Linked DNA regions of Homo sapiens: region 2 is linked to region 1. Evidence: read pairs that join two places in POLR2A ChIA-PET (ENCODE). Cell type or tissue: PC-3. All regions are shown on one strand. Each heading gives the region's core, and the rest is flanking DNA. Links, peaks and the distances in the headings are about the cores only.

The links. ChIA-PET counts read pairs that join two places held together with the same protein. Peaks named below come from ENCODE experiments on the same cell type or tissue, not always from the same donor. Only the 100,000 strongest peaks of a DNase experiment are listed, where the experiment ranks them.
Region 2: POLR2A ChIA-PET joins it to region 1 with 10 read pairs; 3 of 35 experiments call an interaction of 5 or more read pairs at or near these places.

Annotation. Positions count from the first base shown.
Region 1 is chr15:93,036,787-93,051,873 of GRCh38, forward strand. It overlaps RGMA (repulsive guidance molecule BMP co-receptor a), which reads right to left. Exons shown (of 4, transcript NM_020211.3): 4 at 1-8,919. The coding sequence ends at 8,212. Among named protein-coding and RNA genes, the nearest start is that of RGMA, 45 kb to the right of the region's middle. RefSeq lists enhancers at 3,721-3,890, 14,985-15,087. In PC-3, for the core only: no CTCF peak of the experiment used is centred there; no DNase peak of the experiment used is centred there.
Region 2 is chr15:92,972,681-92,987,767 of GRCh38, forward strand. It overlaps CHD2 (chromodomain helicase DNA binding protein 2), which reads left to right. Exons shown (of 39, transcript NM_001271.4): 20 at 2,199-2,270; 21 at 5,554-5,703; 22 at 6,455-6,603; 23 at 8,135-8,231; 24 at 8,685-8,777; 25 at 11,650-11,820; 26 at 12,818-12,993. Among named protein-coding and RNA genes, the nearest start is that of MIR3175, 76 kb to the left of the region's middle. RefSeq lists an enhancer at 8,067-9,266. In PC-3, for the core only: no CTCF peak of the experiment used is centred there; DNase peaks (open chromatin) are centred at 6,561 and 8,851; H3K4me3 peaks cover 1,775 bases; H3K27ac peaks cover 6,035 bases.

The DNA.
Region 1 (15,087 bases), core at 5,068-13,067:
GGACGCGTGCTCTCCTACCAGACCCTGCTTGTAACCTGGAGTGGGTCAGTTGGCTTCTCTTTGCTTCTGTCTGTCCGTCTGTAAACCAGGGCAATATCTGCTTTCTAGGGTTTTTGTGAAATTTGACAAAGCAATGCAGGACTCGTTTCTATTTCCCAAGGAGGTAGACGTGGTGTCCAGAGGACGACAAAGATGGCAGCTCACCATGCACGTGGACCAGAGCCCACTCCATGGCTGGGCGAGCTGGGCAGTGGGTGACTGGCAGGAAATGGTCAGCTTGGAGGAACGGTGCCCTCGAGGTGGTCAGTAACGGGAGGGCTGAAGAGAACAGCGGCCAGTTACTAAGAGCACACGGTGGGCCGGCCGCCGCGCTGCATGCATTACATTTCATCTTCAGGACCGCCACGTGAGGGAGGTGGCGTCATTGTTCCCTCACAGCTGAGATAGCTGAGGCTGCAAAACAAGGAAAACCCACCCTTTTCATGCAGCCAGTAGGTGACAGAGCTGGGAGCCTGGATCGGGTCTGGTTCTGGAGCCCGGGCCCTTCCTTCGGTCTGGGTGTGTCTGTGCCCATGCCACTGTCCATCCCTGGCCATCCAGGCCCGTGAAACACAAGGTCCCTCCCCCTAGGCCAGGGCGTGGCGGGGTAGGGTGGGGCTGGTCCAGTGGACAGAGCTCTTGCATCGTTTCCTTGACGGGGTGCTTTGGGGACTGCTGCTTCCCATATTGCCAACTGCCTTATGTCCTTTACAGTCCTGCGGTCAGCATGGCCCCGAGCCAGCTCACCAGGGTAATAAACTGCCACAAGCCCCTTCTCTGTAACAGCTGACGCTGGCCTTGTTGCACAGATGGAGCTCAGAGTGAGCTCAAAACCAATTCCCCAGACAGTGTCTGAACACGTCTTTGTTCTTCTCTGGGCAGATCTGCTTGGCCAGACACATTCTGCTTTGGCTGAACGGCCTGGAGAGGGCTCCAATTCCTGCTGGGGAGAGCTGAGGGAGCAGGTTTGAGTTCAGATGTGGAAGAATCCAAGTGCCGTCTCAGGGTCACCCTGGGCAAGGACAGGGTGATGCTGGGCGACATGAATGTTTTCGCCTTGGGATCTGGGCTGCCTGGGATCACAGCCCTCATTCCGGAACGCCACTGACATTACGAGCGTGCCTTGCACACTGGCTGCCTGCAGCTGTCTATTAATTCAGACCATCCTGCTAGGACTTTCTGAGAGTGTTAGTTTCTGTTCCTTTGCCTTCAGGGTTCTGCTACTAACACCATGTCTATATCTTAGGGAGGGAAGGATTAAAAAGTCGAAATGTTGAAAAGCCCTGCAGGATGGGGAAGGTGGCTAAGGAAAGCTGTTGATAGCAGGGTTGGGGGCCTTGGCTGTGCCGATTCAGAAGGTGGTGGTTTCCCAGGGGACAATGGGAACTTCCACGGAATGAGGTCTGTAGACTCCTGGTTAGAGGGTTTGGGGGGCAGGGGTCTTCCCATTGCAGCAAGCTTCTTTCCATTGTTTCAAGGGTTTGGTAAGTAAGGCCAATCAGACCAAAGAGATGTGATTTCTGGACCATACCTGAGATTTGCACACAGGAAAGTGCAGTCCCTGCCCTTGTGTGTCTTGTCTGCTGGGAGACACAGGTATGCGAGGGCGGAGGGTGGACTGTTTCTTCAAGATGCCCTCTCCCCAGTTCTGGCTGGTCAGCCTGGGAGTATGTCAGGGCAGGGGTGGCGTGGCATGCAGGAGCTGCCCCATGGACATTGCCTTAATGAACGAAACTGTTAGTTGTTTTTTTTTTTTTTTTGAGACGGTGTCTTGCTCTGTCGCCCAGGCTGGAGGCTGGAGTGCAGTGGTGCGATCTCTGCTTGCTGCAAGTTCTGCCTCCCGGGTTCACGCCACTCTCTTGCCTCAGCCTCCCGAGTAGCTGGGACTACAGGCGCCCACCACCACGCCTGGCTAATTTTTTGTATTTTTAGTAGAGATGGGGTTTCACCGTGTTAGCCAGGATGGTCTCGATCTCCTGACTTAGTGATCTGCCCGCTTTGGCCTCCCAAAGTGCTGGGATTACAGGCGTGAGCCACCGCTCCCGGCCGAAACTGTTTAATATTGAGTGCCAACTTGATTGGATTGGAGGATGCAAAGTATCGTTCCTGGGTGTGTCTGTGAGGCTGTCGCCAAAGGAAATTAACATTTGAGTCAGTGAACTGGGAGACAGAGACCCACGCTTAACCTGGGTGGGCACCATCTAATCACCTGCCAGCGAGGCTAGGATAAAAGCGGGCAGAGGAATGTGGAAGGGCTAGACTGGACGAGTCTTCTGGCCTTCATCTTTTTCTCATGCTGGCTGTTTTTTACCCTCAAACATTGGACTCCAAGTTCTTCAGCTTTTGGACTCTTGGACTTACACTGGTGGTTTGCCAGGGGCTCTCGGGCCTTCAGTGTCCCAAACCTGCTCCTCCCATGATCTTTCCAGTCATGGTAAATGGCACCACCATTTCCCCAGGTGCTCAGACCCCTGGGGAAGACATCGTGGTCTCCTGTCAAGCTCGCTCTCTCCCCAAGCCCTGTCAGCCCCACCTTCTTATTAGACCCCAAAGGCCATCATTTCTTTTCTTAAAATTATGATTATACTTTCAGTTATGGGGTACACGTGCAGAACGCACAAGTTTGTTACATAGGTATACACGTGCCATGGTGGTTTGCTGCACCTATGAACCCGTCATCATCTACATTGGGTATTTCTCCTGATGCTCTCCCTCCCCCAGCCCCCCACCCACTGACAGGCCCCAGTGTGTGATGTTCCCTTCCCTGTGTCCATGTGTTCTCATTGTTCAACTCCCACTTACGAGTGAGAACATGCGGTGTTTGGTTTTCTGTTCTTGTGTTAGTTTGCTGAGAATGATGGTTTCCAGCTTCATCCATGTCCCTGCAAAGGACATGAACTCATCCCTTTTTATGGCTGCATAGTACTCCATGGCGTATATGTGCCACATTTTCTTTATCCAGTCTATCATTGAGCCCATTATTTCTGATAATCGCTGCATTGCCACTGCCTCAGACTGGCTCCTGACTTCCTCTTTCTTCCCCAGCGGCCCCAAGTCACCTCCATATAGTAACTAGAACAATTCCTTTAATACCCAAGCCAAGGCAGGCCCAGTGGCTCACACCTGTTATCCCAGCACTTTGGGAGGCTGAAACAGACGTCTCGCTTGAGCCCAGGAGTTCAAGATCAGCCTGGGAAAACAGCAAGATCCTGTCTCTCCAAAAAAATTTAACAATTAGCCGGGTGTGACGGCAGGCACCTGTAATCCCAGCTACTTGAGTGGCTGAAGTGGGAGGATTGCTTGAGCCCAGGAAGTGGAGGCTGCAGTGAGCTGTGATTGTGCCGCTGCACTCCAGCCTGGGTGACAGAGTGAGACCCTGTCTCTAAAAAAGAACAATAAAAAGACCCAAGTCGGACACATCATTCCTACACTCAAAGCCCGTGAACGGCTTCCTCTGGCAACTGGAGTCAAACATCAAGTCCTCCCGGAGCCGGAGAGCCCTGCAGTACTTTGGCTGCTCTGTGGCCTCACCTGGGACCCCTGGTCTGTCCACTTGCTACTGTCCAGTGACAGTGGCTTCCCACCATCCCTTAAACTCCCCCTTTGCTGCTGCTGCTCTAGGGCTGTTACACTGTTTTCTCTGCACAGAATGCTCTGTCCGGCTCTGCATGGCTTGTTCCTGAAATTCATGCAGGTGAGCTAGTCGGAGGCCTCCCCTTAACCCCACCACAGATGAATGCCCCTTCTCACCCTCCTGCAATCCAAAATGTGTGTCTCTCGGAACCTCTGGCCCACTTCCCTTTTCTCTGTGGAGCTCGTTACCATGGGACCCTGGGTTTTGTAACTGTGGTTTATTGCCTTGTCTTTCCAATAAGAATGCACAGCAGTCTGTCTGGGTCATTGCGGTAGCCCCTCACACCCCCCTGAACAATGCTGGGTAGACACCCAATAGAGTTATCAAATGGATAAATAAATGCAATTGCAGAGAGGAGGCGGCCACTTTTGGCGGCCTCCATGCGTGGTGCCAGGGCCATGTGCGAGGCCATTGACGAGTGTTAGCTCACTGGATTTCCATACTGACCTCGGGAGGTGGAGACTCACAAATCCATTTTACAAATAAGGAATCTAAGGCTCAAAAAATCCCAAGGAGACCACACAGCTCGCGACGGGTTGAGCCAGTTTTGACGCCAAGTTTGCCTGCAGCCCGAGCCCAAGTGCCACCCCTGCTCCATGCCACTTGCTGGCACAGCTCTGATGACTGTCTCCTGCCTGGCTCTGACGGGTCTCTGCCCAAGTGTTCTGGTAATGATTTTCACCCCCCCGTCTGCCCCCTTCATCGTGACTCTCATTCATTTGTTTTAAAGGCCATTTCTCTCCTGTCCTATAGCCTTGCACATTCTGGTTAGCTAAACAAGAACTCCAGTTCTCGGCAACACATCAGTGAGACAGGATGGGGCGGGGAGAGGCGCCCACCTCCGTGTGCTAATGCATTTACCTCCAGGCCGCAGGCCTCCGCGGAGCTGGCAGCCAGGAACCTCCAGAGGCTCCCAACCTAGCCCGTCCTGCAAGATGAAGCTGCTTCTTGGGAATCTTTTAGCTCAGGATGCTGTGTTCCATATTCACGACGGCATTTCCATGCTCGTGAGGGCAACCAGTAGTAAGTAGCATGGCACTTGGGAAAGAATTCCAGCCGGTTACATTTAGGGTCCTGGAAAAAAAATTCCAAACCAAGAATACTTTGTGGCTAGTGCCATTTAGCATTTTCGTCTAGTAGAGATTTCTTTTTTCTTTTTCTTCTGTGTGCCCTGGCTTCTCAGGAACTGTTCTCTGTGCCGGACGAGCACCAATGGCTCCGCTCCTCCTTGCTGCCTCCCTGAGTCGCTCTGTCCCTGGGACTGCTAAGGGCACGGGGCCTGTAGTGACGGTTCCGGCCGCCAGGGAAGATGCTGGGTACGTTTTGTCCTTTCCAGTCTGGTTCCTGCCTCCCAAACCCAACTCCCGTGTTCTCTCTGGGAGCCCTGCAAGAACAGGGCTTTAGAACGTTCTCCTTTTTTGGCCGGGCACGGTGGTGGCTCACGCCTGTAATCCCAACACTTTGGGAGGCCAAGGCAGGCGGATCACGAGGTCAGGAGATCAAGACCATACTGGTCAACATGGTGAAACACCATCTCTACTAAAATACAAAAAATTAGCCAGGCGTGGTGGTGTGTGCCTGTAGTCCCAGCTACTTGGGAGGCTGAGGCAGGAGAATTGCTTGAACCTGGGAGGCAGGGGCTGCAGTGAGCTGGGATGGTGCCACTGCACTCCAGCCTGGCGACAGAGCAAGACGCCAGACTCCATTTCAAAAATAAAATAAAGTTCTCCTTTTTCTTCAGCCTTCCTGGTCTGCCTGGGATTAATGAACTTGGCCACTCTTGGGACTCCTCCCCTTGCTAGCCTGCAGGTTCACCTCTCCCAAGAGTCCAGGGTCTGTATCGCCCCTTTCCTTCTCCCCTTAACTGATTTATCTTGCTTTGGGATAATACCACCCCCTCCCTCCCCACGACCAGACAAGCCATGTGTGCCCCGCCCTCTCCTAAGCAATTTACAGGAATGAACTCCTGACTCTCCAAACAACTGTATGGGACAGGCACCCCCCCATCTTCCAGAGAACAGCATGCAGGCTCAGAGAGGTGAAGTGACTTGCCCATGGTCACACTGCTGGGGAGGTGGAGAAGCCAGGATGTAGGCTGGCTTAACTGTGCTGCTATTCTGCCTCATGGCATTTAGTTTGAAGAGAAGGGGCTTCAGGACAATACTAACCTAGGTGCACAGGTTGTCCTTCCCGTTGCTAAGGAGCCCTAGGCAAGTCAGTTAATCTCAGAGTCTGTTTCATCGGCAAAATGGGCCTGAATTTCTTCCTGATTCACTGGGTAGTTTGTACAGATGAAATGTGATCACAGCTGCCAATAAACCTGGTCCCACAGTGACGTGGACAGCAGCCTCCTGCAGCACCACTGCTCCGCCCGGGCTATGAGAAGATGGGCACTGGCAGGGAGGGTGGCAGGCAGTCCCAACAGCTGGGGCTCCAGGCTGATAGCAGTGGCTGAGAGGGAGTCATCCCAGATCTCAGGCTATCCCACCCATCTCATCCCAGAGGGCACCATATGTCTCTCCACCACATAGTCACCTGTCTCCCTGACTGTGTTCCACTGTCACTAGAACAAGAGGATCTGGGCCTGCCAAGCTCCAAAGACAGCTCATCGTGAGGAGGAAAAGTGACTTTACAAAAGCAATGTGTGGTGGCTGTTAAACTGCTGCATCTTCTATCCGCCTTCACACCATTCTCACGCACATACACATGCGCACACACATGCCTACATGCACACACATAGGCATGGGCGCACACACAGGCATGCGCACACATGCGTACATGCACGCACACAGGCACGCACACACACAGGCATGCATACACACATGCGCGCACACACACATGCGCGCACACACACACACTTGCTGCAGGGGATCCCACCACCAAAGTCCATCCTCCACCCGCCTCAAGGGAGCCAAAGTCTGTTCAGAAAACAAACTCCAACACGTCTAAAAGAAAATAACAAAAAAACCAAACTTTACTTGCATTTAGCCATTAATAAATAATTTACAGTATGTACACGCGGTGACACTCCACACAGGTCGCAGACACGTGGACGCAGTGAGGGGTCCCCACTTCCAAGCAGAACGTGAGCAAACACAACCAAAATAAAGTGCTTCACTTTTTACTTCCAACATAGGGACCAACTAAAACCAGCAGGGAGAGGGAGGGGCCGGGCCCCGAGCGCCCTCCCACCCGCCCACACACGGTTCTGGCAGAGGGAGCAGGACCTCTTGGAGGGAGGGGGAGACACACGTTCTGCAGCCTCCTGGCCAGTGTATGAGAGGTCCCTGGGGAACAGCAGAGGGGCTGCCGATGGGTGGGTAGGGTGTGGAGCTGTAGGGCTGCTGGCAGGATCACCCTCCAGGGCCTGGCTGCACTTTTGGGAGTGAAGCCTGGCTTTGTGCTGTGGGCACAGCAGCACAGGTGGGACTGTTCTGGGCCCCTGGATGAGCACCCTGGGCTGAAATGAGGCGGGAGCCAGCGGCAAGTCTCTCCTGGCTGTGTGGCCACAGGGCTTAAGGGAAGAGATTAGAGGTTGAAGACCCTGCCAGGGATGCTCAGAGCTGAGAGTCCTAAGACCCTGCTCCTCTCCCCAGACTCCAGACGTGGATGGACCGGGCTGGGGGCTCTTGGGGTTGTGAGGAGGAAGCAGAGGATCAGGGCAGGCCAGCTGGCCCCATCCACTGGGTCTCCTGCCACACCCTGGGGCCCAGGCACCCCTGCCCAGGAGCTCTTGCATCTGCAGGAGAGAGAGGAACAGAAGTCAAGGATCTCTTCTCTGTTTAGACATTTAGAACCAAGCACTTCGACTTTCTAAGCACAGGGTGGAAGGGGCAGGGGCCCAGGCCAGAGACGGGCAGCTGAGCAGGTGCCTGAAAACCGGGACCTGCACTGGTACCCACAGCAGCCAGGTGAACATGGGCAGGGAGGCCACAGGCCAGAAGGCACCAGGCGGGCACGACCTACTGGCCAAAAGGTTCCAGCAGTCTGCTAAGGTGCCAAGCAGCGCCCCGGGGTTGCCCTGCCTGGGGCCAAGCCCCAAGGATGCCTCCCTGTGTGGCTGGGGTGTCCCCGCTGGCCTAGGGGGATCGAGTGTGCTCTCGTGTAAGAGTGTGTGCGTGCGTGTGGCGGGCACAGGGGGCCCCACGGATCGGCGAGCAGCAGTCGGCCGGGCCTTTCAGTGCATTGCGAGGGGGAAGGAGCTGACTCTGACGGTTCCCAGTGTGTCTCTGGTGGGGGTGGGGGGCTTCAGCCTGAGGGGATGTTTCACACATTCACACTGCAGGGGCGGGGCGAGGGGAGCTGCTCTCCCTCTCACACAGCTCTACTGTCAAACATCATGGCACCAGTCACCACAACCTTGTCACGTGCACTAGAAGGGGAGGGGTCCGTGCCTGAGCCCTTGGCAGCAGGCGGTCCCTGGCGTTCTGCGGGGCCATGGTGGACACGCCAGGAGATCTGCACCCCGTGGGCGGTCCCAGCCCACACATGGGGAAGCCGAGAGGACGGAGCCCGCGCCTCCCTCCACATCTACGCGTCTAGCAGAACACAGGGAGCAGGGCCAGGAGCGGGACGAGGGCGCCCAGGAGGGGCCGGGGGGCCAGGGGCAGCCCCGCAGCCGCCCTGCCTGGCAGGTCCCGAGTCCTCTCATACAGGTGCAGTTTGTCTTTGTTGGAGTGGAGCATCTTGACATCCTCCAACGCGTAGTAGGCGGCCAGTGTGAAGTTCACGTCGCCCGTGGTGAGGAGGTCGAAGACGCAGGCCTGGTAGTACAGGTCCTCCACCGGCAGCTTCTCCTTGCACTTGGCCACGGCTGTCTCGTATGGGAAGGTCTCGGGGGCTGTGGGTGCAGGGCTGGCGGCTGCCAGCCTGCGGGCACCGGTGCCCTCAGCATTGGTGTGGAAGGCCTGGAAGTCGATCTGCTGGTTGAGGGGGCAGCCCCGCAGGCAGAGGTAGAGACCCTGGCTGTCCCAGTCCTCCACAGCATTGACCACTTCCTCTGGCATGCGGACGGCAAAGGTCAGGTAGCGGCCCACCTGGCGCACCACGATGGTGGTGCCGATGTACTTGGCCTGGATCTCCACGTGCTGGCCTGACACCTTCTCAGTGATCTTCAGGCTGTTGGCCCCGTGCTTGTCCCCACCGTTCTTAGAGCCATCCACGAAGGCGGCCGGGAGCTCGTCCATCTCAGCCTGGTACACCTTCTGGTCCACACACTCCTGGAAGTTCTTGAAGATGATGGTGAGCTGCCGGGGAAAGGGGCAGAGGAGAGTGGGTGAGGCACAGTGGGAGGAGGCACAGCCCCACACTTAAGATGCTCTAGACTGAGAGGAGGGCAGGAAGGATCCCCAGGGATGCCCCAGACACTCCCTTCTCCAGGTTGGACAGATCAGTTCCACCTGCGCAGCTGTGCACTTCACATTCTTTCAATGAAAACAACTTGCCCTTTTTACTTTAAAAAGTGACTTAGAAAAATGTTAGACCACTACCCTAAGTAGAAAACTAGCTCTTTTACTATATAGGGAAGTGAACCAGAAAAATAAAAGCATAGATAATTAAAAATAAAAGGTCAAAAGCCCAGTGTGGTAGGCTGAATAATGGCTCCCAAGAAGAACATGCCCTAATCCCTGTAACTTGGGAATGTTCCCTTAGATGGCAAAAGGGACCCTGCAGATATGATTAGGTTAAGAACACTGAGATGAAGAGATTATTCTGGATTACCTGGGTGGGCCCTAGATGGAATCACAAGTATCTTTATAAGAAGGAGGCAGAGGGAGATTTGACTAACTAGGACAGAGGAGAAGGTGATGTGCTCAACAAGGCAGAGATTCGAATGATGTGGCCACAAACCAAGGGATGCTGGCAACCACCAAAAGCTGGAAATGGCAATGAATGGATTCTCCCCTGGAGTCTCCAGGACCAGCCCTGCTGATACCTTGATTTTATCCCCACGAGACATATTCCCAACTTCCGGCCTCCACAATTATAAAACATTTCTGTTGGTTTGAACCACTCAGTTTATGCTAATTTGCTACAGTGGCGATAGGAAATGAATATGGTTTGCAAACATCATCTTGCATAATGACAGTGGTACTGGAGCACAATTCCTGACAAAGGACCCAAGCAAATGTCTGAACATTACAGCAGGTGGAATGGAGGGAAATGATGCTCAAAGAAAGAATGAATAGGGCAAAATCCATGCAAGCAGGCAGAGGCAAGCAGAAGCCACTGTCCCAAGGCTGCTGAAAGGGGTCCCCAAGCTGGGTCATGGAGGAGGGGAACAGGAAAGGAGCAAGGTGCTGGTCGGTAAAAGGGAGATGGAGGTTCCAGGCTGAACGGGCAGCCTTGGCCGGGGCTGGAGCAGGGAGGCTCCTTTCTGCTGGAGCCTGTGGCCAGGGGTGAGGGGCTGGACTGAGCTGCTGGAGCAGCAGCTGGCTGGGTGGCACTGTTCTCCTGAGAGCCAGACACAGAGGCATTGGCTGCATACAGCATGCTAAGCACTGCATGTATTACTTCCAGTCTCGTGTGACACTGCAAGGGTCGGTGACATTACTCTCAATTTTCCGGATGAGAAAATGTAGGCTCAGAGAGAGGCAGTAACTTGCCTAAGGTCACACAGCCAGCAAGAGGCAGAGCTGGGATTAGACTCTGCGTTTCCAGACTCTGGGCTCTCTTGGCCACAAGCCCATAGGGTGGGAGGCCTGAGAGGAGGAGGGCCGGTGGCCAGGGGAGCAGGTGAGTTTCCTCTGCCGTCCGCGTCCTGGGTGGCGTCTGGCTGTTCTTTCCTCCCTAACCCTAAGCAGGTTTCTGGGTTGGAAACAGAGAAACTGGGAGAGAAAAAACCACCCCTTCTTCCACTCCTTTCCCAGGTGTCAGCTGTTTTGCCATGGGAGCTCTGGGTGCCTTGGTCCCCCTGGACCAAGGGCAGCTGGAACCTGGACTCCCAGCCTGAAGCCACGAAGGGAGGTGGGGCAAAGGGGACAAGGTGGCACCCAGGCCTTTTGGGACCTCCTGCTAAAATCCCACCTTTATCTGCTGCACTACCCTCTCCCAGGCCCGGCAACTACCCCCACCACTAAGCCCCAACCCCTCACCCCTCTGTAGGTCAGGGCTCATCCCTCCCCACCCAGGAGAGGGTGTGGCCAGCTAGCTGGCTGGCTGACAGAGCTCCCAGGGGATCCCACCCCAACCTGGCCTCAGAGGGTCTGCAGGCTGAAGGGGTCTGAGCAAGGGGGAGCTGCTGATGACATGCACAGCCGTTCTCTGCCTGGGCACTTGGGGGAGGCATGAGGACTGCCTGCCGGCTCTCTGGGTAGAGGGCAATGCCGCCGCGTGCCAAGGGAGTTTCTGGCCTAACAGCAGATGTGTGGCGAGGGCACAGTGCGAGGTGCTAGAAAGCAACAGGAAATAACAAGCTGCTCTGATGGGGAAGGGCAGGCAGGGAAACCACAGAAGGACCTCAGCTCAGGCAGGAGAGTCGCAGGAAGGTGGAAGGTGGGGTCTGGCCAGGAATGCAGCATGAGGCCATCCTGTTCTCTGGGGCCCGGAGGCCAGGGGTGCAGCAGAGTGGCCTGTTTGGGGCGGGCTGGCCCAGGGTCATGGCCTCAGGACCAGGTGCTAAGAGGCCTGAGGCCTGGAAAGGGGTTCCAGAACCTTCTAGGTAATACAAGCCAGTGGGGTATTCAGAGCCACTAGAGGTGCCCCTGGCCGTGTTGCTGTGGCTTTGTGGGTTCCCCATATTGGCATAAGATTTCGGGATGATGAGGTGGGGAGAACTGGTAGCCTGAGGGGTGTGGAACCCCCGGAAGAACAGAGGGAGACCCTAGGCCAAGGCTTCTGAAGAAGGAAAATGTGTTAGTCAGGCAAGGCTGGGAGGAGCTGAACGAGGGGCAGGCTGCTGGAGGACTTTACAAGAAATGGCGGTCTTCTCATGAGCCCGTTCATCTTGGGCACCCGGCGCTGTGCTTTCTGTGCCTGATGGAGGCTGCGGAGGGTCGGGGCTCTGCGGGAGTCCATGCAGCAGCACCAGGAGGACCCCAAGCGCACAGTTCCTTGAGGACCGGACTCGATTTCCTCGCATCCCTTCCTACAGGGGTCCCAGCCTGGCCGCAGGACACGGCACACTTCCCATTTGCCGTGGGATGTCAAAGGTGGCTGCGGCTGCAGCCTCTCCATCCAGCATGGAGCCCTAAGCCTCGAACCTGATGAGATTGCTGCTACTCTACCATTCCTGACCTATGGAAACGGCAACTTCATACGGTTCAGCCTCCTACTTCTTCCTTCTTTCCACCCACTGGCCAGCCCACCTCGGTGGGGAGGCCGCCTGGGGGTGCCGGAGGTGGGCCAGCCAGGGTGGTCTGGGCCGTGGGTGGTCCTGCCATGGGGGGAGGATGGGGGACTCTGGTGTCCCTGCCTGGTGTGCAGGGCCACACAGACACTGGGGGTGGGGGGGGGCGGCGTCCTGCTTTCCAAGTGCCATCAGTCTCCCTGGAACAGGAAAGGCTGGTTTCGCTCTAACCACCATCTCTCGCAGAGACAGCCTCCTGGAAGGCTGACAGGCTGCTTGACTCTTCTTGGCACCGGTGCCAGGGACTCAACCGCAAGTAACAGCATGAAGGGGGCCTGTCGAAAGCTGGCGGCTCGCTGCCAACACAGCCACGGGCGGGCTGCCGCTCCTGTCTCTGCTGCTCCCCCTTCTGAAGGGGTCCTGGCCCTTTCCACTGCACCGGGCACGAGGCAGAGCCCAGGCTGCATCAGCTACTATCTACGGAGCACCACCTCCATGCCAGGCCTGGTGCTGGGGGCTCGGGGTACACGAGGGAGAAGATCCCTATGCTTCAGGGGGTCGCAGACTAAGCAAATGAATCATGCAGAGGGACAGGCTGGCAAGTGCTATGGGGAAAACTAACCAGCGGGGAAAGGAAGGGGAAGGCGCAGGACTTGAGTTCCTGTCCTCTCCTGAGTCTCAGTTTCTTTGTCTGTAAAATGGGTATCAGCAGCACAGATGGGAAGAGGGTGATGGAGCAGGAGGCTGGGCACAGAAGGCTGTCCCACGGGGGTAAGACACTGGCTAAAATGTCCACGTAGAAAACACTAGATCTTGATCGTCCACAAGAACAGAGGGATTGGCTGATTGGCTGATACTGCCAGTATCATGAGAAACAAATAAAGGCCCCTAGTGATGCCCGGGTGTTTGGGGGCAGCTTCATGCACACACAGCTTGCACACGGAGCTTCTGCACAGGAAGGCAAATCTCATAGCTGCAAGGTCAGGGTCAGGCCAGGCAGGGGCTGGACACACTCTGGGAAGCCTGAGGAGAGGCCCTCAAGGGCAGGTGTGCAGGGACAGATGGAGTCTCTGGCTGCCTGAGAGGGGAAAGGGGAGTGGGTTCCAGTGGGTGGTAGAGTCTGGCAGGCCCAGAGGGCTCTGTTGGTGGTAGTCGAGGTGGTCACAGAAACCCAGAGGCCTCATCATCTTGGAGATGAAAGTCCCTTGCCTTTCCCTGCTCCCTGCAGACACCAGGCTGCTCTCCCACTCCGCCTGCTTTGGATGTCGACTCCTCTGTTCCTCCATCCGGAAACTTGCGCTGTGCTTCAGGGGCGAGCTTGGTGGATGGGCTCCCCAGTTCTCTGGACAGAGCCAAGGCTCCCAATGGCCTTCAACATCCTGCTGCCCCAGCCTCCATCGCCAGCTCCCCTTTGCTGGTCTTTGCTCTTCACTAGCCTGGGAGCTTCTGGGAGGGAGGGCAACAACTAGCTCAGAGGCTGGCACAGATGCAACGTCTGTTAAGTGTTTGCTCCATCAATGAGTGAACAAACACACCTGAGTAACGGAGGCCTGACAGACAGGCGGGGGCAGGCCAAAGGTGCCTGAAGCCAGCCACCGACGTTCTCACCGGGGGACCACAATACCCCAGTCTGGCCCGAGTTCTGAGACTGACTTGGCCACAGACACTGACGCTGTCACTGTCTGGCCTCCAGCAGAGCCTGGTTGACAGGGCTGAGCTCTCAGCCTGCTGAGATCAAAGGTGGCCTTCGGTTGCAGCAGAAATGGGCTGGGTTGGTGAAGCTCTGCTTCATACTCTTCTGGAAGCCTCCATGCTGGGATAGGAAGGGAAGTTCTCCCTCCACTGCTCCACCCCGTCACATCACCCCCATCCATAATGGGGGCAGCAGCCCAGCCTCCCTGCACACAAATCACAAATCCTCCCCGGTGCGTGGCTTGGCTCTGTTGTCGCATTTGGTGCTTCCACCCCCTGGGGTCTGGAGGAGCGAGCCACCTGGGGTCCACATCCCTCTCACATCCTCAGACCTCCCTGTGCGCCCTGCCAGCCCTTGGGAACCTGCAGGATGGGACAGGGAGGCCAGGTCCCCTCTGAAGCGTGCTGGTGCCTGGATTTAGAAGCTGCAGCCTCAGGCTCCTGGCGTCCGTCTGTCTTGGCTCTCAGGAGGGCGGGTGGTGGGGAGGTGCAGGGGCCGTGGGGGAGGTGGCTGGGTCCTTGATGCAGGCAGGCCCTGAGTATGCGGAGGGCTGCGGGGGCACAGGGTGGAGTGTACCGGCTGCAAGTCTTCTCCATTAGGTGTCATGTTGTGGTGCCAAGGGCCCGCTTGGGAATCCACAGGGCGAAGACCTGCTTATTTCCCGCCCAGCCAGGGACCAGAAAGTGACCCCCTGCAGGCAGGCAAGGGCCACCGGAGCAGAGGGAAGTGGCAGGGATGGAGCATTTCCTTGGCTGCCAGGTCACCTCGCTGTCCTCCTCTGGGTGTGGAGGGGTGGGAAGGAACAGAAACGCCCTTGTGGTAAATCTGGCACTGCCCGACACACGGCCTTCCAACTGGCTCTTCCTAGGAAAACAGACCCACTGCCATTTCGCCAAGCTGGAAACCCCAGGGGGCACCGGTGGGCCGGGCACTGGGGAGGGTGGACGTGTCCCCATCGCCTGAACTGGGAGCCACCAGCTTCCTTCCTGGCCTCGAGGCCTTGCCCTCTGGCTAAGTCCGATTCAGGACATCCTCCCCAAAAGCAGGTAGGGGAGGGAGGCCTGGGGTAGACAGGAGTGTCCACTTGCGTGGGTCCATGGCTGTGTGTGTGGCTGCGGCCCCATGAGCAGGACCTGAGTCCTGCTGCCCACTTGCTGAGGCCTCCTTGGGTTTGAAAACCAGCAGCCCGCAGTGGCCTCGTGGGGCCGCTCAGAATATGCCAGGTTCTGGAGTCACCCGGGCCTGGGGCAAATTCTAGCTCAGCATTCCAGCTGACTACGCACTTGGGGTGGGAAGGTCACTTGGCCTCTTAGAGCATCAGGCTCCCCATTTGTGAAGTGGAGCTATGCCTGCCAGGCCGGGCTGGCTCGAGGAAGGAGGGAGGAAGCTGAGACCCACCCCCTTGGGATGCTCAGGGAGGGTGCTCCTGTGTCC
Region 2 (15,087 bases), core at 4,169-12,168, 65 kb before region 1:
CTCTACTAAAAATACAAAAAATTAGCCGGGCGTAGTGGCGGGCGCCTGTAGTCCCAGCTACTTGGGAGGCTGAGGCAGGAGAATGGCGTGAACCCGGGAGGCGGAGCTTGCAGTGAGCCGAGATCCCGCCACTGCACTCCAGCCTGGGCGACAGAGCGAGACTCCGTCTCAAAAAAAAAAAAAAAAAAAAAAGATTCCAGGAGGGTCTTAATTTTTACTTGCATGCCTTTAGGCTACCATATGAAAGTGGTCATGAGGAGACGATTCTTTTTTTGAAGGTGGGTGGGGAGGATTAGAGAAAGTCAAACGGGGCAAGATAAAAAAAGGATGTCAGATGGCATCTTATTGCATGTGTATGGTGAAAGTAGAGAGGAAGTAAGTGTGAGCTCAATTCCAGGAGCCCAAATCCTAGAAGGAGAGGGCAGTATCAGACATTCCCCCCAAAAGTTGACCCTGGCTGTGAGGCTGGGAACATAGCAGAACACTGCTACTTAAAACCTTGCTACTCCCTGAAGTAAGTGATGATGGCTTCCCCTATTTTCTGTGGAGTTCCTTAACTGGAGTTACTGTCTTCACACAGTTATCTCCTATGGGGAAAATTTCTTCCGCATAGTAACATTTTTCTAGGTGTATATAATCTAGTAGAAACTTATTCTCTGATCTATTTATAGACACATAGACATATACGCAATTTACCTTGTCTCTTGGCATGTTTATAGTGCTTTGATTTTTAAGATTTATTACATTTTTTTTAAAACTTTGAATGGATGAACTCTTCTACCAACTCACATAATTATGTTGGGATTGAAGAAACTTGGACCAATGATTATCTCCTAAGAAGGCCCACCTTTGAGACTATCAGATTGATTATCTTTCAAAATACCCTGAAAGGCATTGTTATATCCATAATATCTTATATGGTCTTTCAGTTGCTGTCTTAGAATATAGCTTAAGGCTGTGCTTGTTATCAAGAAACAGCCTATTGCAAAAAGTCACTTCTCTGTCAGTGAATCGAATCCCTATGAGCTTTCATTCCTAGGAAATCCCGTGATACCAAGTAAATCAAGAATGCATCGTTTTTCTCTCTAGGGAATAGATAAGCTTGGTCAGTGACTTTTAGATAATTAATGCCCTCTACTAATGGGAATATTAAAAGGCGGCATTAGGTTTTCTGATTTCAAGTAAAGGCTCTGAATCTCCCATTGAATACGTCTTCGGTTTAAGGCTCTGAGTAGAGTAGTCAGTGAGAAAGAAGTAAGGGACTCCTCACCTGTCAGTTGACTTGAGTTAGGTCTGGTGGGCAGAGTTCTGGGTATGTAGGCCCTTCCACAGAGTCTGCTGCCAGCCAAGTCACCTTTCAGGTTAGTTTTGCCTTCTGTAAAATGAAGTATTTTGTTCATCTCAAGTGGTGATTGTGAGGGGATGAAATGCAAAAATGATTTTAAAGAGTAAGAAATGCTTTATAAAATGTACAGCATGCAGGTGATAATTCTTTAGTATTTTATGTGTCAATGGTTTCTCTATGGTGACATTGTATTGCATGTAGAACTGACATATGTTCTAATAAAGGAATTGTGTATGCTAATAAATGCCAGGGGCTTTCTTGAATTCTCATGTAGTTTAGCTGCTTGAACACTTTACTATGATTTCAGAGTGTAATTTTTGGCAAAGCTGGGATATATGATCAATTTTAACATTTTCAATGATTCAGCAAAATGTTTTTCAAACAAAATTATTATATAAATAAATTTTTGGTTTGTGTGACACTTTAAGTGATAGTTTTAGCCACATTAGCTAAGAAGCATCATTTTTCTGCAGGAGCTTATTATTGGGTGACCCGTGGTCCTATTTCCTAATCTCTGCAGTACCTACAGAAACAGAAGTAAACCCAGCCTCCAAGCACAGGTTGGGTTTTCGTCTTTCTCCTTTTAGGTCCTGGCAGCCATTCTGATCCTTGGCTAAACCTGGACAGCCCTTTGAATCAGAAGCTTGTAACCTTGAGTCTGTAACTGGAGAGCTCAGGTCGAGTAGGGTAGGGTGTGCTTCTTAAGCACAGCTTCTTCATAGCGCTTTGCCAGTGCTTTGCAGTTATTTTTACTCAGTGGGTGTTCAGGTGATAAAGGTTCCAAGTCTGCTGTTCTATTCTGAGTGTAGCTGATCTTCCTATCTTACAGTTTTCTTGTGGTTTATTTTTACAGCGTCTGGATGGTTCCATCAAGGGAGAAATCCGAAAACAGGCACTGGACCACTTCAATGCAGATGGGTCTGAGGTATACTATGCATGGCTTTGTTATTTGAGCAACTTGGGCTCTGCATCAAGGGGAAAGTCTCTCTCGCTTAATGTATTCTGTTTCAGAAACAATTTATAGTGCAATTCTTTTGCCTTGAGAAGAAAATGAGAAATCTCTCATATAAAAGATGGTGTTTTGTTGTCACTCCAGAAAAATAAATATGTGCTTATTTATCTCCCCTGTTCTGGGTTGACAACAGAGTGGTTCTCCTGGTAGCTTCCAGATACCAAATCCTTGGGCGTGGAAGAGCAGTAAGGCAGGAGTAGGGGAGAGTTGGGCAATAGAATTAATATAAGAAGGTTCTGATCTCTGTACTCTTTTGGTGACTAAGTCCTGAAAAATATATTTGCCATGTCTCAAATTTGTTGGACTTCTGATACAGTGTGGCTTAATGTTCTTGCTCTCGCTAACAGCAACATTTTACAATCAGTGTCGAGCTTGGATTTGGCATTATGAAGTATTTTGTTTGGGGGGCACATATAGAAGAGCTACTTAGGATGAAATAGAAGGTATGACAACATTGTAGTTTGTGCATATCAAATCATCAGATGCCATGGGATTTGAGAGAAGTGGGAGAGAAAAGTTTTGGTGTGAATAAAACTGTAATAATGTGTAGAGCTAAAGGAAGCAGTGGAGACAACCTGAAGTAGAAGTGTTTCACAGAGAATGCTAATTTCTGGAGCCTGAGCCACTACTTTTTTTTTTTTTTAAACAGATAGAACAGACTTAGCTTTCTGAAGAGCTTTAAAAACTCTTGATGCCTGTGCCTGTTACTACAGAATGCTCTGCTGTCTGCCTTTAGAGTGTAGAAATCCTAGTTAGACTAGTATTCTGGCTACTTCTGTAGTCTAAACATTTACTTCTTGAGGGGCTTGGGGCATTAATCTATTCAGAGCCAAGGCTCTCGTTCATTAAGGATAAGAGGAATGGAATAATTAAAGACATCGGTCATCAACTAATTCCCATTCCTCCTTTCCTTGCTCCTTGTTTCCTCAGCTGTAAAATCACAATGATTCTGATACCCCACTTCATAATATTGCTCTGAGGATTAAATTTGGTAATCAACATAAAGCACTGATCACATTGCCCAGTGCATAGTAAGCGCTCTAAATATCTGCTATTTTTATCATGTAGTGTTGGTTGAAATTGGTTTTGTGTTCTCCACTCTTAGTTTAAAAAATAGTATGAGTCGAATGTTTCATATTGCCCTGTCTCAGGGGAAAAAAAAAATTGCTTTTTGCATAGCTCTCAGTTGATTCCCACTCACTATGATGGCTATATAGAACACAAGTTCTCTACCATTTCTGCAGTATTTTAAAAATTCCTTTAAAAAACTAAATATTTATTGTGGGACAAAATATTATATGCTTACTTAGAATATTGGGAAGATGGTAAAGAATACAAAGAAAAAAACAATTGTACCCCTCATTCTAGACACAACTTGCTGTTCACGTCTTTGGGGTGTATTTCCATTCCTACTAGATGGAACCATTTATATGTTTACCTAATTCGGATCATGTTGCATACAGTTTTGTTCCCTTCAAAATTATACTTTGAGGCTAGGCGCGCATAGTGGCTCACACCTGTAATCTTAGCACTTTGGGAGGCCAAGATGGGGGAGGATCACTTGAGACCAGGAGTTTGAGACCAGCCTGGTCAACATAGTGAGACCTGTCTCTACCAAAAAAAAAAAAAAAAGTTTCCCCATGTTATTAAAGATTTTACAAAATTTAATTTCTAGGCCCATAGCAAGACCCTATCTCTACAAAAAATTAAAAAATGAGCCGTGCATAGTATTGTGTGCTTGTAGTTCCAGCTGTTCAGGAGACAGGCAGGAGGATCCCTTGAGACCAGGAGTTTGAGGCTGCAGTGAGCCAGGATTGCCCCACTGCACTCCAGCCTGGGTGACAGAATGAGACCCTGTCTCAAAAAAAAAAAAAAATTTTTTTTTTAAATTTCTAAATTTTTCTTATGCTTGTACCATTTATTTATTTAACTACCTTACCGTTAGTGGCATTGAGTTTTATAATTTTTTAACCTTTTTCAACTTGATCATAGATGCAGACGACATATTATAATCCACGTTATCCTTGCTAAAGAGTGATATAGCAGATTGTTGGTTGATAGGATCTTTTTGACTCCAGATTTCATTTGTTTTAGATATCTCATCTTAAATTGTCCACTGTTTATCTTTAGACTTCTCTTTGGAGTGTGGTGGTGCTTAATATTTCTCTTAAGAATCACAGATTATGTGCCTGGACACTCCTGTTGATCACTTCTTTATTGGAATTGTTTAATTAAAATTCTTGTGAAGCAGCTGTCTCCATTTTTATTTCTATGGCATAATGTTGTTGAATGTGACTATTAGAACATGGAGACCTTTTCATTGCATCTCTATGTGTATGCTAAATATACCCATTTATCAAGATGGAACTCAGGACTACCAGTTTTTCAATGCTGCTTCTCTCTGCTACAAAGGCATCAGCTTTTGACATATATGATTAAATTCCCTGAAAATAGAAATATTTCACCTTTTCCCCCCGGCTTATATATTTTATTCTTTTTCTCCTGCCCCCATATTTTTCTGAGCACTCAGACGCAGGCAGGTGTGCTGTGCTTGCCCAGTGTCTACTGTCATTGCTGTGGATACTGCAGTGTCAGTGCCTGGGTGGTTCCACACATCGCTCTCCAGCCAAACCTGTTTTGATTTTTTTATAATTTTGGCATGTTTTGTGGTAATTGAGGATCCTGTGGTTCTCAACACTTACCATATATGATCTCTTTAGTGCAGTGTTTCTATATTTCTCGCCAGCCTAACAAACATAAATATTTATATAATAAAGTATCTCTGTTTATACTAACTGACTTACATGGCATAATCTACCTTTTCCCTAAAAATAATTATACAGGTGACTTCCTGGAGTTAATGATCTCCATGATAATTGTTTGTCTGTTTTTATTATTGTTGCTGTTAACTTCTTGTATATTAGTTGTAGCCGGGAGGTAGCACTAATTCTCTCACTCCCATTGCCTTATTAGAGTCTACTCTACTCCTGTTCATGGCACTGACTTTGCCTCTTAATCAAATGAAAATTCATTCTACCATCAAGTCCCTGACATTCTTTTAGCCTCCATAAAGTTTGTCCATCATATCTCACTTTTCTTCACACCTGCAGGGGTTTCCAGGTGTAAGGGCTTATTGGACTGTGAAACTGTTTCTGAGAAGGCCACTGCATAAAGTAGTATATTGCATTGTGTACAGGACTTCTGTTTCCTGCTCTCGACAAGGGCTGGTGGCCTGGGAATCAATTTGGCTTCAGCGGACACAGTCGTCATCTTTGACTCTGACTGGAACCCCCAGAATGACTTGCAGGCACAAGCCCGAGCGCATAGAATTGGTCAAAAGAAGCAGGTCAGTATGGAGAGGCTTCTGGAAATTGCTTTAGGGTTGGGGGCCAGGGGGCTTGTTCAGCCCTTTCAGGATGTTAATAAAATGCTTTTTCCCTGTTTTGCTTTTATTTCCCCTGAAGCATTGATTTCTGTTTGTTAACTAGCACAGAGATGTTGTCTTTGGGCCCAAGATGAACCTATTAAGGAACTTTTCTTTTTCTCTGTTTGAAAAGTACAACATCAGCGACCTTCTATGTGTTTATCTTGAGAGAGATATATGATGAATAGACTTAGAACTGAACATTTTCTCTATTTTAGTATGGAAAAGTTAAATATCCTATTGTTCAAGATGGTTTGTTTTTATTATACATGACAGTGTTAGCTTTAAAGGTACTTTGGAAAACCACACACTTTTTTGTTTATGAATCTTAAAGTCTGTTCTATATTGGATAACCCGTAAGTTTCATTCTTGGCCAAAGATTCTGTTTTTGTGGAACTTTCCATCACTGAAGCACGATTTTTATTGATGGAACAGGCCATAACGACAGATCTTTAGAGGCAATTTTATTTAAGACTGTAACCTGCTGCACATAGTAAAAGTATTGCATCTACTTAAGCTGCCTGCTTGGATGGCTTACAGTCTTCTATGGTTAGAGAATAAATTCTGTTAAAATTTTCCCCTCTTGGGTTTTGACAGAGCTAATCCTTCTCTCTTTTTTTGGGGGGGTTGGGGGGTGGTTCAGGCATAAGCATAACAGTTCCTTTTCCTACAGGTAAATATTTACCGCTTAGTTACAAAGGGGACTGTGGAGGAGGAGATCATAGAACGGGCCAAAAAGAAGATGGTATTAGATCATCTGGTGATTCAGCGCATGGACACCACTGGCCGGACGATCCTGGAAAACAACTCAGGAAGGTCCAAGTAAGTGCCAGGAAGATTGGGAGGTAGGCAGAATCAAATTGATTCTACATCACTGTTGGATATAATAGGATTTTCTACCACAGACATTAGTCTGTTCATTACCTGGAAGATGCCAGGCCAGAACCACAAATAGGATAGCATTTTCACTTTGAGTTTCTTGGTTCCTTTTTTTGCCCATCACCCCCCTTCTTATGTGTTTTCCTCTCTTTCTTGCCCTCTCCCTTACCTTTGCTTTTGGCTGCTCATGTGACATATGACACAGCAACAGCAGTGGAGTTGTGTGTTGGGTGTCAGCCTAGCATAATGTCACCTTTGACTTTTCTGCAGTGAGAATCCAGATTGGATTGGCAGCTGTTTTTTTTTTTTACTATTGGCAAAAATGTTTGTGTGGAGATTGTTGTGCTTCCAGAAGGGTGTAAAAAGAAAGTAATGAAGTTTTAATTGGCTTTGGGAAGAGGCACAGCTACATCTCCTATAAAGTTTAATTAGCCAGGCATGGTGGCAGGCGCCTGTAGTCTCAGCTACTTGGGAGGCTGAGGCAGGAGAATGGCGTGAACCCGGGAAGTGGAGCTTACAGTGAGCCGAGATTGTGCCACTGCAGTCCAGCCTGGGCGACCGATAATAATAATAATAATATCAAAATAATAATATCAATATTATCAAGATAATAATGATATCAAAATAATAATAAAAATAAGTTTACATTTTGAGCAGATTGTTGAGTGTCTTCTGTGGTGGTGTTTCAGCTATGTTTTTTGTTTGTTTGTTTGTTTGTTTTTGAGATGGAGTCTCGCTCGGTCGCCCAGGTTGGAGTGCGCTGGCACGATCTTGGCTCATTGCAACCTCTGTCTCCTAGGTTGAAGTGATTCTTGTGCCTCAGCCTCCCGAGTAGCTGGGACTACAGGTGTGCACCACCACACCTAGCTAATTTTTTTTTTCTTTTTTTTTTTTTTTTTTAGTAGAGACAGGGTTTTTCCATGTTGGCCAGACTGGTCTCAAACTCCTGACCTCAAGTGATAGGCCCACCTCAGCCCCTCAAAGTGCTGGGATTATAGGTGTGAGCCATTGTGCCCGCTGCAGCTATGTTAAAGGTGTATTCAAATTAGCCCTTCCTAAATAAAATGTTTTCAGATAGTTTTCTGTTTAAGAGGAAGCTAGATGAGAAAAGCCTAGCTCTTTTATTTTGGACCGGGGTTGAGAAGGTTGAAAATTCTTGGTGAATTATAACTTTCTGAGTAAAAGGCCAAAGGAAAGAGCTCCATTCTATAACATTGCTAGTCACCTTTCTGGCTTACCCATGCAATAGGTGAACCAGTAGGACTGTAACTAATTTTCTATTCTGCTGGTTTAGGGTTACCATCACAGACTCATCCTGTAGATAGAAAATGCGATGTTTGAGAAATCATTTTTCTTGAGGCAGAGTTTATATTTTCAGCAGTTAACTTGACCTCTTTCTGAAGGATAGTTATTCTGAAGTAGAACACTTTAGAGGTTATTTGATGTTTCTAACAACTACATTTTACTTCCACAGCTCAAATCCTTTTAATAAAGAAGAGCTGACAGCTATTTTGAAATTTGGAGCAGAGGATCTCTTCAAAGAACTGGAAGGGGAGGAATCAGAACCTCAGGTAATTAACAATGAGGAGAGGGAAATTTTTTTGAGAAGTATGATCTGTGAGAGTCTAACTTTTCTGTAAGAAGATTCTGTTAGAGGCTTTTGTAAAGAAAAAGTAATTACTTGAAGGACAGTGTGTTTTTCTTTCGTAGGAATCTCATAGCTCTTACCAAATTGAGTAGGAAGGAATTAATAAAGCATTCGAGTATACTTTTTTGGGTTGTTTTTTTCTCCCATTTCTGTTCGTTTTAATTTTTGAAGTTTCACCTTGTCATTTGTATAAATTATAGTTTGAGACATTAGATGTAAAAGATGTAGAGTTGAAACTGAAAGTAAATGAAATATCAGAAAGGAGAATTGGTTTATTTGCACCAAACATTTTTAGTAAATACGAATAATTTCTGGGCAACTAGGCAACTCATCTGTTGCCATTTTATTCTATTCGTGTTGGCTTTTGTTCTTTTAGGAAATGGATATAGATGAAATTTTGCGGTTGGCTGAAACGAGAGAGAATGAAGTGTCAACAAGTGCAACAGATGAACTTCTATCACAGTTTAAGGTATGAAGATCTTTGTGGGAGAGAGTTCTCAGCATTGATTCATTAATGATGACTAATGTTTATGAACGCTTTCTTTGTGCTAGGCGCTCTGCTTTTCTCTTTACCTGAATTGAGTCATATCCTCAATATTGTTCTCTGAATTGTGAGTATGTTGTGAATGTAGGTTCTACAGTCCGCACGAAGGTAATCACTGAAGTGGGCTATCCTATGTAGAGTCAGTGTGTGGCGGAAAAGAAATCACTGAAGAGAGGGCTAGGTAGAGAGCCAGGACAGAGTGTAGAACCAGGACGTGTGGAGCACTGTGGGACACGTCAATAGATCAGATGCCAAAGAGAGGTCAAAGATAGGAAAAGAGTAGATGACAATTAGAAGGTTCTGATGACTTGGTGAGATTTTAGTTTGTTTTTTGTTTGGTAAGTGAGAGAAAGAGGTGTCAGTGGTGTCTCATATAACAGAAAATTACATGAAATGAGGACTAAACACAAAAGTTGGGCACCAGACGAATAGGAGGTGGCAGCACAGAGTATCAATGTTATTAAAAAGCTTAGTGAAAGAGTACAGGGATGCTAAATTATATGGCTAGAAGGTTGAAGCAAGACAAGGTTTTTGAAAGATGTTACCATGTTTCTAGTTTGAGGAAAGAACTTGAGTATAGGGAGATATTGAAGGTTCTCAGGAAGGAAATGATTTGATGGCACATTGCCCCAGAGGAGACTGGAAGGGATACAGTCAAAAGCACAGATGGAAGACTTGGCCTTGGAAAGAAAAAGGACAAGTACACTTTAGGGAAGAGGAGGAAAGAGATGCTGTGGGAGTTTAATTTATGCTCTTAATGACTAGTAAAGTAAGTGAGGTGTTTGCTTGAGAAGTGGAAAAGATTTGGGACAGCCATGGATGAGGCAGAAAGTTGTTGGGAGGAACCTGATAGGGAGTCAGCTGAATTGAGATGATACAGCTTTGCCGTGGAGCCAGTCAGCAGGGTCATATGACTTTCTCCAGCAATACTTTTGAGGTCAGAGAAATTGGATCAGTTGGCTATCCCAAGGTGGGAGATTGGCTTGGGAGGCACAGGAAAGTCAAAATAGCAAAGGTTTTCAAGATTCATGTGACAGCTTGGAAGGAAGGATTGACCATGGGTTGATTCCATGGAGGTAGAGAAGCAAGAGAGACCTGATGATTACAATGATGGCTAAGTGTAGTATGCCCATTAGGATTGAATTGAATTAGGGGAAATTGTGTGAAGTGTTTGGAAGGAAGCAATATTGTGTGATTAGCTCCAAAGCTGGCCACTGGTAGAAGTTGTTTCAATGGAAGAACAAGGATGGAATTGAGTGGGCCAGAGAGCCCTAGATTAATGGGTTAGGATGCAGAGGATGGGGTAGAGAAGGGGGAAGGTGATTTATTAGTGTTCGTCATAGTCGGTTTGGGCTCCTGCAGTAAAATACCGTAGACTGGGTGGTTTATAAACAATAGAAATGTATTTCTCACAGTTCTGAAGATTTGAAGTTTGAGATCAGGGTGCCAACATGGTCAGGTTCTGGTGGAGGCTCTCAGGTTGCAGACTGCTGACTTTTCTTATCTTCCCATGGTAGAGAGAGAGAAGCTAGAGAGCTCTCTGGGGGTCCCTTTTATAAGGGCAGTAATCCTATTATGAGGGCTCTACCCTCATGACCTCCTAACACCTTACATTGGGAGTTAGGATTTCATCCTATGACTTTTGGGAAGAACATAAACATTCAGTCCATTGCACTGTTTCAGCTCAGTTCCACCTCTGTGACTGCTGCTCCTTTCTTCAGCAATAAAAACCTGCACTTGTGTAACTCTTACTGTGTTTCAAGCACTATCTTAAGTTAAGGGCCAGAGTCTGGCCTTTAACCACGATGTCCCTTTTGGAAAAGTTAAATTCCTTACTGCATGAACCACTAACGTATGTGCATATTTACATCAATCTTAATTTTAGTTAATTTTAGCCAAAAGTCATAAAGTAAGAGTCTTAACTTGACTTCACTGTTGGCTCCAAGGAATGGAGCCTCCAGAAGCTCATTTATACCTTATGACTGTCTCAAAGGCTAGGAGGGAGGGAATAAGAAGAATGCGGAGCCAGGCTGGGGGCTGCCTGCCACTGCTCAGATGCTGTCCAGAGGTGGTAGATGTTTCTGTGTACTCCTCCTCTGGTTCTTTGAAATGGATACACTTAGATGGCTTTCTTTCTGGGATACCTACTGTTTTAGTACAAATACATATCGGATATTAAATAATATTTGATAAGAAATGAAGAGAATATTCTTCTAGATTTATTTAAATTTTTTCTGTTTTATGTTTTCATTTTATTTCCTAAGACTAAAGTGCACTTGTGAGCATATGAAATCACCACACATCTTTAACTTTCATATTTTTGATAAAAATGAATAAAGCAACCAGTTGGCTAGATGATAATGAGTGCTTTGAGTTATGCATTGTTTCAAATGAACTCTATACAACTTATAGAAATGTAAGTTCATCATGGAGTATTAGGTATTAAGCATTTTAAAATCTAAATAAATCTAAATTTTATCATTAGTATTATATTTATTAGAACATGTATATGATTTATAACAGCTCATTCAATAAAACTTATAAAAACAATTTGTATCTTTGTAGCTGTTTCTCTGCTTTTCAGTAAAATTTATGATGTGATGAACTTGAGGACTTGACAAGTTGATTTTTGGGGGTATAAAGGAAAAATTAATAGAAAATTGATTATCTGATTATGTAATATCACAAAAGTCCTATTATTCACAGTGTCTACTTAGATAAAAACACTGGATAAATTGTTTTAGTAGATGGTGTTTAGAAATAGGGAAATGTCAGACAATGGGTTGTCTGTTTTAAGGTTGCCAACTTTGCAACAATGGAAGATGAAGAAGAGCTAGAAGAGCGTCCTCACAAGGACTGGGATGAGATCATTCCAGAGGAACAAAGGAAAAAAGTAGAGGAGGAAGAGCGGCAGAAGGAGCTAGAAGAAATTTATATGCTGCCTCGAATTCGGAGTTCCACTAAAAAGGTGATCAAGTGAGATGAAAGATATGAAATTATTTCTTATGTTGTGAATGCTACAGAAGTGTTGATTATTCAAAGAAGAGGCCTTGCATTGTTCCCCTGACACAGAGGCTTCAGGAGCAGAGTTGATACTGTAGGAAACTTAACAAAGGAAAGTGGAGAAATCTGCAGAGCTCCTGAGCACACCTGTGAGACATCGGATTTGGTCTTTGCAAATTGGCTCTTTGTGAAGCTGATAAACAGGGTCTGAAATTTCCAGAAGTTTGCATTTTGCCTTTGAGTAGTCCTCACAGTTTGGCTGTTAATTGCCACTGCCTTCAACTTTCAGAAAGTCACACCTCTGTTTGTCCATAACAGTTCACAGCACTTGATATAAATACTTAGTAAAGGATTATATAACTATAAATAAGAAACATATACCAACTTGACAGTTCACAAAGCTCCATCACAGACACTATCTAATTTGATTTTTGTAACAACATTGAAATAGGTAGAACAAGTTTTTTTACCCATTTTGTTGGAGGTAATAGACACAGATTTGTTCAAGGTCACAGTAAATCAGTATGAGGTAACACTAGCTACCATTTATTGAGCCCTTACAATGTGCTAGGCATACTTCTAAGTGCTTTAACTTACTGAAAACCATCTGTTATAGGTACTATTGTCTTCATTTTTCAAATGAGAAAATAAAGGCACAAAGAGTAAAATTACTTGCCCAAAGGAGTAAACATGAACCTGTTTTATAATGGGATATTGTAAAAATATTCATATATTTTTAATCCAGTTCACTTATCGTTATATTACAATGTCTCTGAAAGTATGACTGTCCTAAGTGGGTATTTCTCCAAGACCTGTCTCCCCTTATTTGTCAAAGGAAAATTGACTTGTCTGATATGGTGAGAAGTTCTGAATACTAAAGAATTAAGATGGCCTTCTCTTAGTCCTTTCACCACTTGAACTTCGCACTTGTTACAGTGTGACTTTGCCTCGATCTTTCTCAGGCTCAGACAAATGACAGTGACTCTGACACTGAGTCTAAGAGGCAGGCCCAGAGATCCTCTGCTTCTGAGAGTGAAACGGAAGACTCTGATGATGACAAGAAGCCAAAGCGCAGAGGGCGTCCGAGGAGTGTGCGGAAGGACCTCGTGGAGGGATTTACTGATGCAGAGATCCGAAGGTTGGTGGAGGCTCTGTTCTCACTGAGCTTGTTTGAAAGTGCGTACTGTAAGTCTTGGGTTGACTGGATCCTGGACATCGTGACAGGGTAGGCAGAGGCTAATACCTACAAAAAAGGAAAGAGAAGCTGGGTCCTGTCCCAGATCTGTAGGATGATCCTTCCTTCTCCAAGGTTTCTTTCTGTTGAGATCACTTTTATTTGTTGTTCATCTCTCTATTTCTCTCTTATTCTCTGGTTATTCAGAACATTTTCACAAAGTTCAGCTCGGGGAAGGAGATAATTGACATACATGTATATACAGACTTATGTATCTGTATATAAAAGAAATATCAAAAATAAAAATGGTACAAATAAGTCTACCCTCACTACCTCTCCCCTCCGCCACAATCCCACTTCCACCTGTGTTAGTACTGACATCAGTTTGCTAGTGGTTTGCTTTGATTTATAAGTAGTATGTACAGCATGTTGTTCAGCACCTTGCTTTCCCCGATCCCATTTAAAATCCATTTTAGACATCTTTCTATGTGAGTGATTACTATACATTTCTTGGTATCTGATTCAAATGTCTCTATCCTCCATAAAAAAATCTAAAATTGTTGCTTACAAATTATTTTTTTTCCAGTTTCCATCTTTTTTTTTTAAGCCTGAAGAAAATAGAAAGTATAAAGATGGTTTTAAGGCCTAATCCATATTATAATTATATTAAATAGTCCTTTAAGTTTCATGTATTTGAAACTGTGAGGTGTTTCTTTTCACTTAAAGGTCACACCTATTCTTCTTTCTTTGTTTAATTTACTATGGAAAAATAGAAATATTTCAAAATACTGACAGAATAGCATGTAACACATCCCCTCTTGTGCTTATCATCTTAACAATTTTGAATTTGTAGCCAAAATTGTATGTATATATACACACCCCACCTCTTCTTGCTCCCTATTCCCAGTATTATTTTGAGAAGAATGTGTTTTCTGCTATGGGGCAGTATGTTCTATAGCTGTATTTGGCTTAGTGTTTTTCAGGTCTTTAATTTCTTCATTGATTTTCTGTATAGTTGTGGTTATTTTGGTAGAGTCAGAATCTTGCTCTCTTGCACAGGCTGGAGTATGATCCTATCTCACTGTAACCTCACACTCCTGGGCTCAAGTGATCCTCCTGCCTGAGTGCCTTTTTCACTCAGCCTCCCAGGTAGCCAGGTCTACAGGCATGTGCCACCATGTCTGGCTAATTAAAAATTTTTTTTTTTGGTAGAGACAAGGTTTCATTATGTTGCCCAGGCTGGTCTCAGACTCCTGGCCTCAAGTATCCTCCTGCTTCAGCCTCCCAAAGTGTTGGGATTATAGGCCTGAGCCACCGTGCGCAGCCTAGTTGTTCTACCCATTATTGAAAATGGGATGTTGACATCTCTGTTACTCTTATATGATCCATTTGTTCTTCAATTGTTAGTTTTTGCTTCATGTGTTTTTGGACTCTTATTAATTGTATATATTTTTTATAATCGATAGGTCTTGATTGGCCTTTTTATTGTAACATGTATTTCTGTCTGTAGTAACAATTTTTGTTTTAATTCCTATTTTCAGTTTGATATTAGTATAGCCACTCCAGCTTTCTTTTTGGGTATTTGAAATTTTAAAAAATGGTATTTGGCCAGGCATGGTGGTTCACGCCTGTAATCCCAGCACTTTGGGAGGCCAAGGCAGGCAGATCGCTGGAGCCTAGGAGTTTGAGACCAGCATGGTCTCAACATGGCGAAACCCTCTCTCTACTAAAAATACAAAAAATTAGCCAGGTGTGGTGGTACACACCTGCAGTCCCAGGTACTTGGGAGGCTGAGGCTGAGGCACGAGAATTGCTTGAACCCAGGAGGCCAAGGTTTGCAGTGAGCCGAGATGGCACCACTAAACTCCAGCCTGGGTGACAGAGCAAAACTCTCTAAAAGAAGAAGGAAAAAAAAAAAAAGATGGTATCTTAAAATTTTTTAAAAATATTTTTTCTGCCAATCTCTTTTTTTTGATTGCAGTATTTAATCTATTTACATTTAATGCAGTTATTATAAAGTAGGAATTATGTCTGCATTTTGCTATTTGTCTTCTATAT